Regions from separate parts of the Homo sapiens genome. Here region 1 is linked to region 2. Evidence: chromatin contacts called from ENCODE Hi-C or POLR2A ChIA-PET data. All regions are on one chromosome and are shown on one strand. Each heading gives the region's core, a stretch centred on a gene start or an enhancer-like site at or near the end of the contact. The rest is flanking DNA. Distances are from core to core; before and after follow the strand shown.

Region 1 (4,468 bases), core at 1,645-4,144, 49 kb after region 2:
TGGGAACCAGATGGCTAAGCTTATTAAAACTGTGTATTGGGCCAGGCATGGTGGCTCACGCCTGTAATCCCAGCACTTTGGGAGGCCAAGGCAGGTGGATCATGAGGTCAGGAGTTTGAGACCGGCCTGACCAACATGGTGAAACCCCATCTCTACTAAAAATACAAAAATTAGCTGGGTGTGGTGGCGCATGCCCGTAATCCCAGCTACTCGGGAGGCTGAGGCAGGAGAATTGCCTGAACCCGGGGGGTGCAGGTTGTGGTGAGCCAAGATCGCGCCACAGCACTCCCGCCTGGGCAACAGAGCGAGACTCTGTCTCAAAAACAGACAAATAAACAAACAAAACTTGTATCAAGCAAAGAGTATGGCTGTGAGCAAGAGGCTCCCTGATTAATAAAGTACAAGACAAGAGCTCCGAGCCATCCATTTTGATTGTTCAGAATCTACAACTCTAGTTTTTGGCTTTGTTCTGGAAAAGTGAGGTTGATAGATATGTGAGAAACTAACATTGGCTAACAGTTACTGAGAGCTTGCTTTGTGCTAGGGAGTTTACGTGCATTGTTTCTTTTGATTTCTCCAACTATTCCAGGATGTAGGTAAGGTGATGAGTTAGACCTGTCCTTGAGGTGAGAAACTGATGCACAGTGAAGGTGAAATAACTTGCCCCAGACTGCAGGACTGGGGACTCACTCTCAGCCCTCCAGCATCCCACCTGCCTCTCCACTTATGTGCTTCAGAATCTGCATTCTGTCCACGGCCATTCTTCATTTCACACTCAAGGAAACCACTGCAGCTCAAAGTCCTCTGAGTGTGAACAGTCTTCTTTTGCCTCCCAAGCCCCCTTTGCCCATTTGTGTTCTCTAATTTTCTTAAGTTCCTCACATTTGAAAAGGAAGGGAGTAGAGAAGCCGTTTCTTTGAATGCTACTTTAGAAACTGTGCCCCCCTAAACAGTAAGGTTCTTTAAGGGACAACCACTAGCAGAGTGCTGTGCAGGCAGGAGTTGCTCAATCAATACTAGTTGAACAAATAAATGAAAGACAAGAAAATCTCTATTGCAAATAGTAGCTTTGTAGGAAAAGGAATGTTAGCCGCTGGATGTTGGAGATATTTATTCAAAGACTCAGAGGCCTAAAGACTGTGAGAACACCATAAATAAATATAATGATCAAGAGTCCACATGGTTCCTTATACCCCATTGTGCCCTGATTTGAAAAACTCTCAATATTGGGTTTGGTGTTTTCTCTTCAATAGGGACTGTTAGCAATGAGAGGCTGTATGGTGGAATGTGCAGACCATTTATAAAGGACAAAAATAATCACTGATTTTTCATTTTCAGTTCCTGTAGGTTAGGGCTGGGATACAGATCACCAAAGATGAAGGCAAATCTTTTATAGTGCCTACCTGCTTTTATTTTTCATGCCTGTATCAACAGGAAAAATGTTGAATGCATGAATTTGATAAGACTGATATTTATTTAATGGCAGAGGCTGCTAGAAACAAGAACTAGGCACATGATTTGAATGCTTTCATTAGTGAAATCCCTCTGATGCATGTTTAAATGAAAGACTATGCCTTCATTTCCAAAAATACTGTCTTTTGCAGTACACATGTTAAACTGAATGGAGAAAAATAAGATAACCCCTGACAAAAAGTAACCACTTAACTTCAGTCTGTGTAACATTCTGTGATACAATTGAAACCACGGACACAATGCTCTAAAGGCAATTCAAGTTCACAAAAGCTTATCTCCCCGTGATGAACAGAGAAGACGATTCATTCATTTTCCCTTTATGGAACCAGTGTGTCTCTTTGGGGTTCAGATTATGAGCAAAACCACCAGCCAGCATAGGCTAAGAGGTGGCTTTGTGACCACAAGTACATTTTTAGCAAATCGGAGCTACAACAGTCAAGGGTAACAGGCTCACTGATAGTAAATCACTACTTACTTGGGGGCCTAAAATAATCAGGGTTAGAAGTCAAATGTGAAGCCGCTCCAAAGGGGGAAAAAAGAGTAAAAGGAATTCATTTCTTAATATCATCAAGTGTATATATTAACTACCATATATTTAATGGCAGGGAGAGAAAGGACAATAATGGTAAGACTACAAAGGATCCCATGTATAGCGTCTTGTCATAGGGACTATTGAAAATTAAATAAGGTTGTTTCTACTGCTACTGCTATCAATTAGCTAGCAACCACTTCCACAGCCATAATAACTGCCACATGCACGCTGCGCCTTACCCCTGGGCCTGCTAATTCCAAACACAGGAGGTTGCACACTGCACTCAACAGACTGGCCTACAACAGAATGCCCTGCTAGTCAGATTTTGTTTTACAAAATGAAATGATTCAGTACGTCAGAATATTTTAGATAATTTAGCCTAGTTCCATTCCTTAAACATATGAACTAGATTACATACTTTGTAATAATTTAACCTTCACTTATCCAAACATTCTCTGTGCCATACAACTACATGTTTCTCTTTATTTTTGTTCCTTCTAGTTTCACGAAGTTTAAACAATGATCTCTGGTCTAAGTTACAAAGCTATGCTGCCAATAAGGTGATTCGTGTCATGTTTAAAGGATTTCATTTTTGAAGTGGAAAAAATCACTCCTGTGAAACTGACACTGTAGTTTGAAAGACGAAAATGCCAACATAAAAAAAAAATCCCATTCAAAAGGGATGGGATTTGATATCTATGAAAGTAGCCCCCAGACTCACTCCCTGGCCACCTCCCACTCCAACCTTTCCCCTGTGGAGTTCTCAAACCCTTGTATTGACTGTGGTTCCCACAAAGACAAGAAGTAGTGAACAGCAAAATAGAGTAAATGCTTTTCCTGAACTTTGGAAGAAACCAGATTTCGTCAGTGAGGTTTGGCAACGTGAGAAACCCTGTAACCAATTTCATTTCCTGATAAATGAATGGTCCACAGGGGAAAGTCCACCAGTGAGTTTCGGAACGTTTGAGAGCTGAGACTTTATGAAAGGCTCCTTGAAGGAGTCAGCCTGTCTTTGCTTATCATTGCTGAGACAGACAGCGCCGTGCAAATAGGAGAGCTGCCAGACTCCATTTAGAGCCCTTGCTGAAGCACAACTGATAGGGCTTCACAAACATGTGATATCCCTTTAAGAAAGGACATTGCTATCGTGTGCCCCTTCCATTAGACTAGGCTCTTAAACCTGCAGGGCTGGAAACATATGCCTATTAAAATTATTTCAGAAGAGCAGGTTTAATAGTCTTCTCATTTAAATGTAACTCCCCTCGTCCAACCAAAAACAAAATATCCTTGGCATTCAGTTTTGATTTAGAGTTGGGAAAATGTAATGTATAAAAATGAACACATACGTGGATAAATAAGAGTAAAACATAGTGACTCAATCTCAGGGAAGTTATGACAAATAGAAAGTGCCTCAAAGTATTGAAACAAGTTCATCTGAAATGTGAATAGCCTCATTCGTCACAAGATCATTTACATTTTAAACTTGAAATGAGTATCTTTATGTTTAAGTAAACTAAAAGGCAATTCTCATAACTCTATATGTGCTATATTTATGCCTAAAAATTTAAAAATATCTTAACACTTTTCAAGTTAATTCAGAATTGGCCAAAGTACAAATATGTTTACTGAATTAAGGTAAACTTTTGTCAAAGGTTAACTTGACAGATTAAAAAATATGTAATTTTGGTTTGCTTAGAAAACACAAACAATACCACCTCCCCCCACCCCCATAAAATAGTCAAATGAACACTTGAAGGCAAGAGAAGTTTGGAAAAGTCTTAAATAATGGCTTCAGGCCCTCAATTAGAAAAAATTAGAAAACCCAAAAAAACAAAATCTGAAACGAGTGAGCTTTCAAGAGGCTGGCAGCCTTGGCCTGGCAGTAAGGAAGCCTGGAGTTGATTAAATTCACCCTGCAAACCCACGTCACAGCAGCAACAAGGACATGCTGGAGGTCTACAGAGAGGCTGAGGCTAATTTCACCCACCGATAATAACCACGTCTAAAACAAGGAATGGGGGAATGCCAATGAGCCCTAAGCTTCCTCTTTAACCATTTAATCCATTTTTTCTTCTTCCATGGTTTTGGAACCACAAGACACATTCTTTTTTTGACTTCAATTTTGGATTCTTGGTGACACTGAGTTGGGTTGTGTCCAGGCCCAGGATAAGTAGAGAAGTCTGTGCATTCACTATAGGGAGGCAGTGTTACACTCGCTTTATTAAGGTAAAATAATTTGGTATCAAAACGTTAAGATGGAAGGGAAAGGGAGTCTCCCAGCTTATTTTAAAACTATCCGAGTTGTGATTCTGATCAGTCATATGAATTGAAAAAGATGACCACTTTAACAGCTAGGTTCTTTTGGCCTCCACAGCTTATAAATAAAAAGCAAAACTAAATTTACACAGTTGGCTCTCTGTATCCATAGGTTTCGCATCCCTGGATTCAACCAACCATGGATTT
Region 2 (4,499 bases), core at 1,705-4,204:
AACAGCCTCCTCACCTCCCCTCGGCCCCAAAACGCACCACCCCCTCCACTGACATCCTCCCAGGCGCCCAGCCTGAGGCCATCACCTGGAATCAAATCCCACCAGCACGGACAGAGGCGGCCGCGTGGCGGGCAAGGGGAAAGAGGCGCTGGCTCTGGAGCTGGGGAAGCTGGGTCCAAGCCCCTGCAGTCCCTGTGTGAGCTGGGGCCCAGAGCTACCTCCTGAGGCCTCAGTTTCCCCTCTGTTTCGGAGCTGGTGGGAGAGTGACTGAGACTGGGTGAAGTGTGTGGAGAGTGGCAGGGGGCTCGTCCAGTGTGGGTCCCGGATCCCGCATGGGAACCCTTGCAGTCGTCAGGGCCTGGCTGCAATTGCCTGTGAGGGCCCTGCCTACCCTGGCCTCCCCTCCGCTCCCACACAGCTGTCCAGTTCCACCATGACCTTTGCCAAGCCATGCCCCGGCTCAGACCCCTCCAGGGCCGGCATGGTCACCACACTGGAGTCCAGTGCCACTGCCCCCACTGCCACAGCTGGGCCCTGGCTACCCCTCTAGCCCTTCACCAGGACATCCCATCCCCACCTCTCCAGGCAAAGCGCACAGCTAGTGTGGTCCCCCACCTCCATCTGCAGCACGCAGCCCCCAGGGGCCCTAACTCACCCCCTCTTCCCTCACAGGGCTTCCCTGCCGTCCAGTGTTGGGTGAGAAAGGTGGAGGGGACATGTAGCCCCGGATGGAGGTGCAGCACCAACGAGAGAGCTCCGGCCTGTGGGAGGGACGCTCAGGCTTAGGTCAAAGCCAGGAGCTCCGGGAAACCTGGGTTCAGCCGCCACGCCCCACGGAGGGGACACACCCTTCCCTGCCTGATGGCAGGGCCCATGGTAGACAAAACCCATGACCTCACCTCTCCTGGCTCCAGGGCTCAGCCCTGCCCACTTCTGGAGAATTCCATGACTCAGGTAACAGAGGAGGGGCCTAGCCAGTCTCAGAGCCAAGGTCACACCGCCCTACACCTTGCTGTCCCCACAGCATCTGCAGGAGGAGCATGCCAGGACCAGAGACCCAGGGAGCAGCCTCACCAGAGGGAAAAGAGCCTGTAGAGTGGTGAGCTCAGGTTTGTAGCTCCCGCAGGCAGGGCATGAGGGGCTGGGAGGCGGGGCCTGGGCCTGGCGTCAGGGAGGTTACCTAGCAGACGGTCCCACAGTCCACACTCAGGGCTGCCAGGTACAGCTGCATGGGTTGTGCACTGCTTAACTGCAGAGGGCGCCCCACACACAGACTTGACATGCTGGCTGGACCACAACGTGATGGCCCTGATTGTTACACACAGACACATACACACGCACGTGCACACACATGCAGACACACACATACATGCACACGCATGCATACTTGGGTCCACACAGCCTTTTTTTTTTTTTTTTTTTAAAAGAGGTGGGTCTTGCTCTGTCACCTAGCCTGGAGTACAATGGTATGATCATAGCCCACTGTAGCCTCGACATCCTGGGCTCAAGCAATCCTCCCGCCTCAGCCTCCTGGAAATATAGGTGTGTGCCACCACACCCAGCTAGATTTTAAAATGCTTTTTAGTGGCAAGATCTCACTATGTTGCTTAGGTTGGTCTTGAACTCCTGGGCTCAAGTGATCCTCCCGCCATGGTCTCCCAAAGTACTGGGATTACACACAGCCTCTTGGGGAGTTATTTCACACCTGTGTCCTAATGGGCTCACACGGCCTCTGCCCTGTTTAAGGATGGCAACAGTGAAGTAAAGGAGTGACTGTTGGGCAGGGGAATGGGCTTGGAATGGAAGAGCTGACCTGAAACCACTTTGCTGGGCCTGCCACATGTTCTCAAATATCAAAATCATCATCACAGCCCTAACTAGGACCCACTGGGCCAGGGCTGGGGCCACCCTCTCCACTGGCCATGGCCTCAGCTGAGTGGAGCCACTTCCCATTCTCTGAACCTGCCTTGATTTGGGGCTGACCAAGCCCTTGCTCATGGTGTCCCCAAGCTGGATCTCCCCCATATGGACTTTGAGGCACAGATGAAATGTGACGTTGCACGTGGAGGCTGCCCTGGCCCCTGGAAGGCCTGCACCACCCACCCCCGAGGCTGCAGGCTCTCCCTTCCCTGGGCTCCCGCCTCCCCTCCCACAGGCGTGCCCATGCCTTGCCTCTTAGGAGCTCCCCTCGGGATAACACTTCCAGCAACACACACCTGTGAGGCATGGACCATGGATGCATCAGGCTCTGCTCTGAGGGCGCCACCTTGCAGCACGGGCTTAATCTTCGTAACAGCTTTGCGTGAACATCAATTATTACCTCCATTTTATAGATAAGGAAATGGAGGCCCTGAGAGGTCCCACAGCCAGTACGTGCTGGAGTGTGATTGGAACCCAGGTGGTCTGTCTCCGGGGTCCATGTTCTTCAGCCCCTCTATGATGCTGCCTTCCCTCTTTTCAGGCTCTGGAGTGAATGGTGATGGAGCCTTGGCTTGGTGTGCTGGACACTTGCTTGGTGCCCTGAGCCACCACGTCCAAGTCCAGCTACTGTGAGGTCCCATGCTGGGAGGAATCCCAGGCCCTAGGCCAGGTTCCAGCTGACAGCCCCGGCTGAAGTCCCAGACCACAGCCAGCGTCGCCCCCCAAGACCTGAGGGAAGACATTCACGTCCAGGTCATTTTGGCTCCAGCTTTGGAGACCTGCCAGTGAGCCCTAGACATCATGGACGGGGCAAGCTGCCCCTTCTGCGCCCTGTCCGATCTCCTAACCACAGAATCTGGGTGCATAAGAAAACGGTTGTTTGAAGCAGCTGAGTTCTGGCGTTACTTGTCATGCAGTAACTGATAAACAAAACAGCTGCCACCTGCTTCCTGCCCACCCTGTACAAAGACTCCTGTCACCACGGAGCCTGGCACCTCTGGGTGGCTGAATTCATTGTGCTCATTTCTGCGTGACCTTTCTTCACCTCTCAGCCCCATTCCAGCCTTCTCGGTGATACCCTGGCCCTTGGCTTCTATGACCCCTTCTCCCTTCTGTTCCTTCCTCCTCCTCCATGCCTGGGCCTCAGTTCCCCCCAAGGAGCTCCCTTCTGTCCAGCACCCCTAAATGTGGGTGTACCCCAGGATCTCCACCTTAGCTTATGCTTATCTCCCATGCACAGGACCCCAAATCCATGTCCCCGGGGCAGACCACATCCTGGGTGGCCTGTGGGACGTCTCCTCGGCAGCCCAAAGCACCCTGGCCCTGGCCTGCCTCTCCTCCCGAACCTCCTGCGGCCCTTGTCCTGGTCACCTGGTCTACTGAGCCGCCTCTGGGGTGCCGCAGAGAGATGGTCCAGGGAGGGGCTGTACAAATCAGGCCAGGCTGGAGGGCTGATGGGGAACCCTGGGGCCTTCATCCCCAGGAGGAGGCAGAATCAGAGTTCACAGGGAGAGAGCTGCCTGGGAGCAGTGGACCCCACGTTTCTGCTTCAGGGATGGACAGCTCTGCTGGGTGAGAAGAAAGCTCAGGCTGGCGGGGATGGCAAAGGAGCTGCTCTCGGACCCCCAATCCTGTGTATGGGTGGGTGTATGTTGGGCAGGGAGTGTGGAGTGGGGAGGGCCCCTGACAGAAGAGGAAAGCAAAGAAACGTGGTTAAACAGGGAAGCACTGAGGGTCAGACCAAAGTAATGAGAGGCGTCTGGTGTTGTGGCTAAATTATGTCCCCCCAGTTCCTCCACTGAAGTCCTAACCCCTGGTACCTCAGAATGGGATTGTGTTGGAGATGGGTTTGTTTTGTTTTTGTTTTTTTGAGACAGGGCCTCACTCTGTCCCCCAGGCCGGAGTGCAGTGACATGATACGGCCCTCCCCAGCCTCTACCTCCTGGGCTCAAGAGATCCTCCTGCCGCGGACTTCCTGGTAGCTGGGATGAGGGGTAGGTACCACCATGCCTGGCTAATTTTTGTATTTTTTTGTAGATATGGGGTTTCACCATGTCGCCCAGGCTCGTCTCAAGCTCCTGGCCTCAGCCTCCCAAAGCAATGGGGTTACAGGCATGAGTCACTGTGCCTGGCCCAGAGATGGGGTTTTTAAAGAGAGGTAGTGAAGTTAAAGTGAGGCCATATCGGTGGGCCCTGATCCAACATGACAGATGTCCTTAAAAGAAGAGGAGATTAGGGCACAGATAAGACACAGACCAGGGGCAACCGTGCGAGGCCGCGGCAGGAAGGTGGCCGTCTGCAAGCCCCACCACTAAGGGCAGCTGCTCCAAGAGCCAGGCAAGGCCTCTCCAAGAGGCCTCAGGGGCAGCCAGCCCTGCCCATGCCCTGATTATGGACATCCAGCTTCCAGAATGGTCAGAAAATACACATCTGTTGTTTCAGCCGCCCTGTTTGTGGCACTTTGTCGTGGTGGCCTCAGCGCGTGAATACACCCGGATTCCGTGTGGAGCTGGGAGAAGGGGGTGTGTGAAGGGTGGTTTCAGACGAAACTGTGCCTTCCACCCCCACCCCCCCAGACA

What was found. Hi-C counts contacts between places; a loop is a spot of excess contacts on that map. ChIA-PET counts read pairs that join two places held with the same protein, here RNA polymerase II (POLR2A). Pooled maps may share reads with other maps.
Region 1: a map of endothelial cell of hepatic sinusoid shows a loop between it and region 2 (4-fold over the local background). The contact joins the enhancer-like site here to the promoter of DYM-AS1 in region 2. A Hi-C loop is called at or near these places in 2 of 168 maps with a recorded cell type or tissue (endothelial cell of hepatic sinusoid and heart right ventricle), 1 of 37 single-sample maps with no recorded cell type and 1 of 50 pooled maps. POLR2A ChIA-PET finds 5 or more read pairs at or near these places in 2 of 52 experiments (H1 and activated T-cell).

Annotation. Positions count from the first base shown.
Region 1 is chr18:49,069,722-49,074,189 of GRCh38, forward strand. The region is part of intron 17 of DYM (dymeclin); the gene reads right to left. Among named protein-coding and RNA genes, the nearest start is that of MIR4744, 22 kb to the left of the region's middle. Within about 2 kb of position 2,895, at least 7 of the 41 ENCODE cell types and tissues checked have a DNase peak (open chromatin) inside an H3K27ac peak, as active enhancers do.
Region 2 is chr18:49,020,749-49,025,247 of GRCh38, forward strand. DYM-AS1 (DYM antisense RNA 1) reads left to right here and starts at 2,955. Exons shown (of 5, transcript NR_148999.1): 1 at 2,955-2,991; 2 at 3,474-3,561.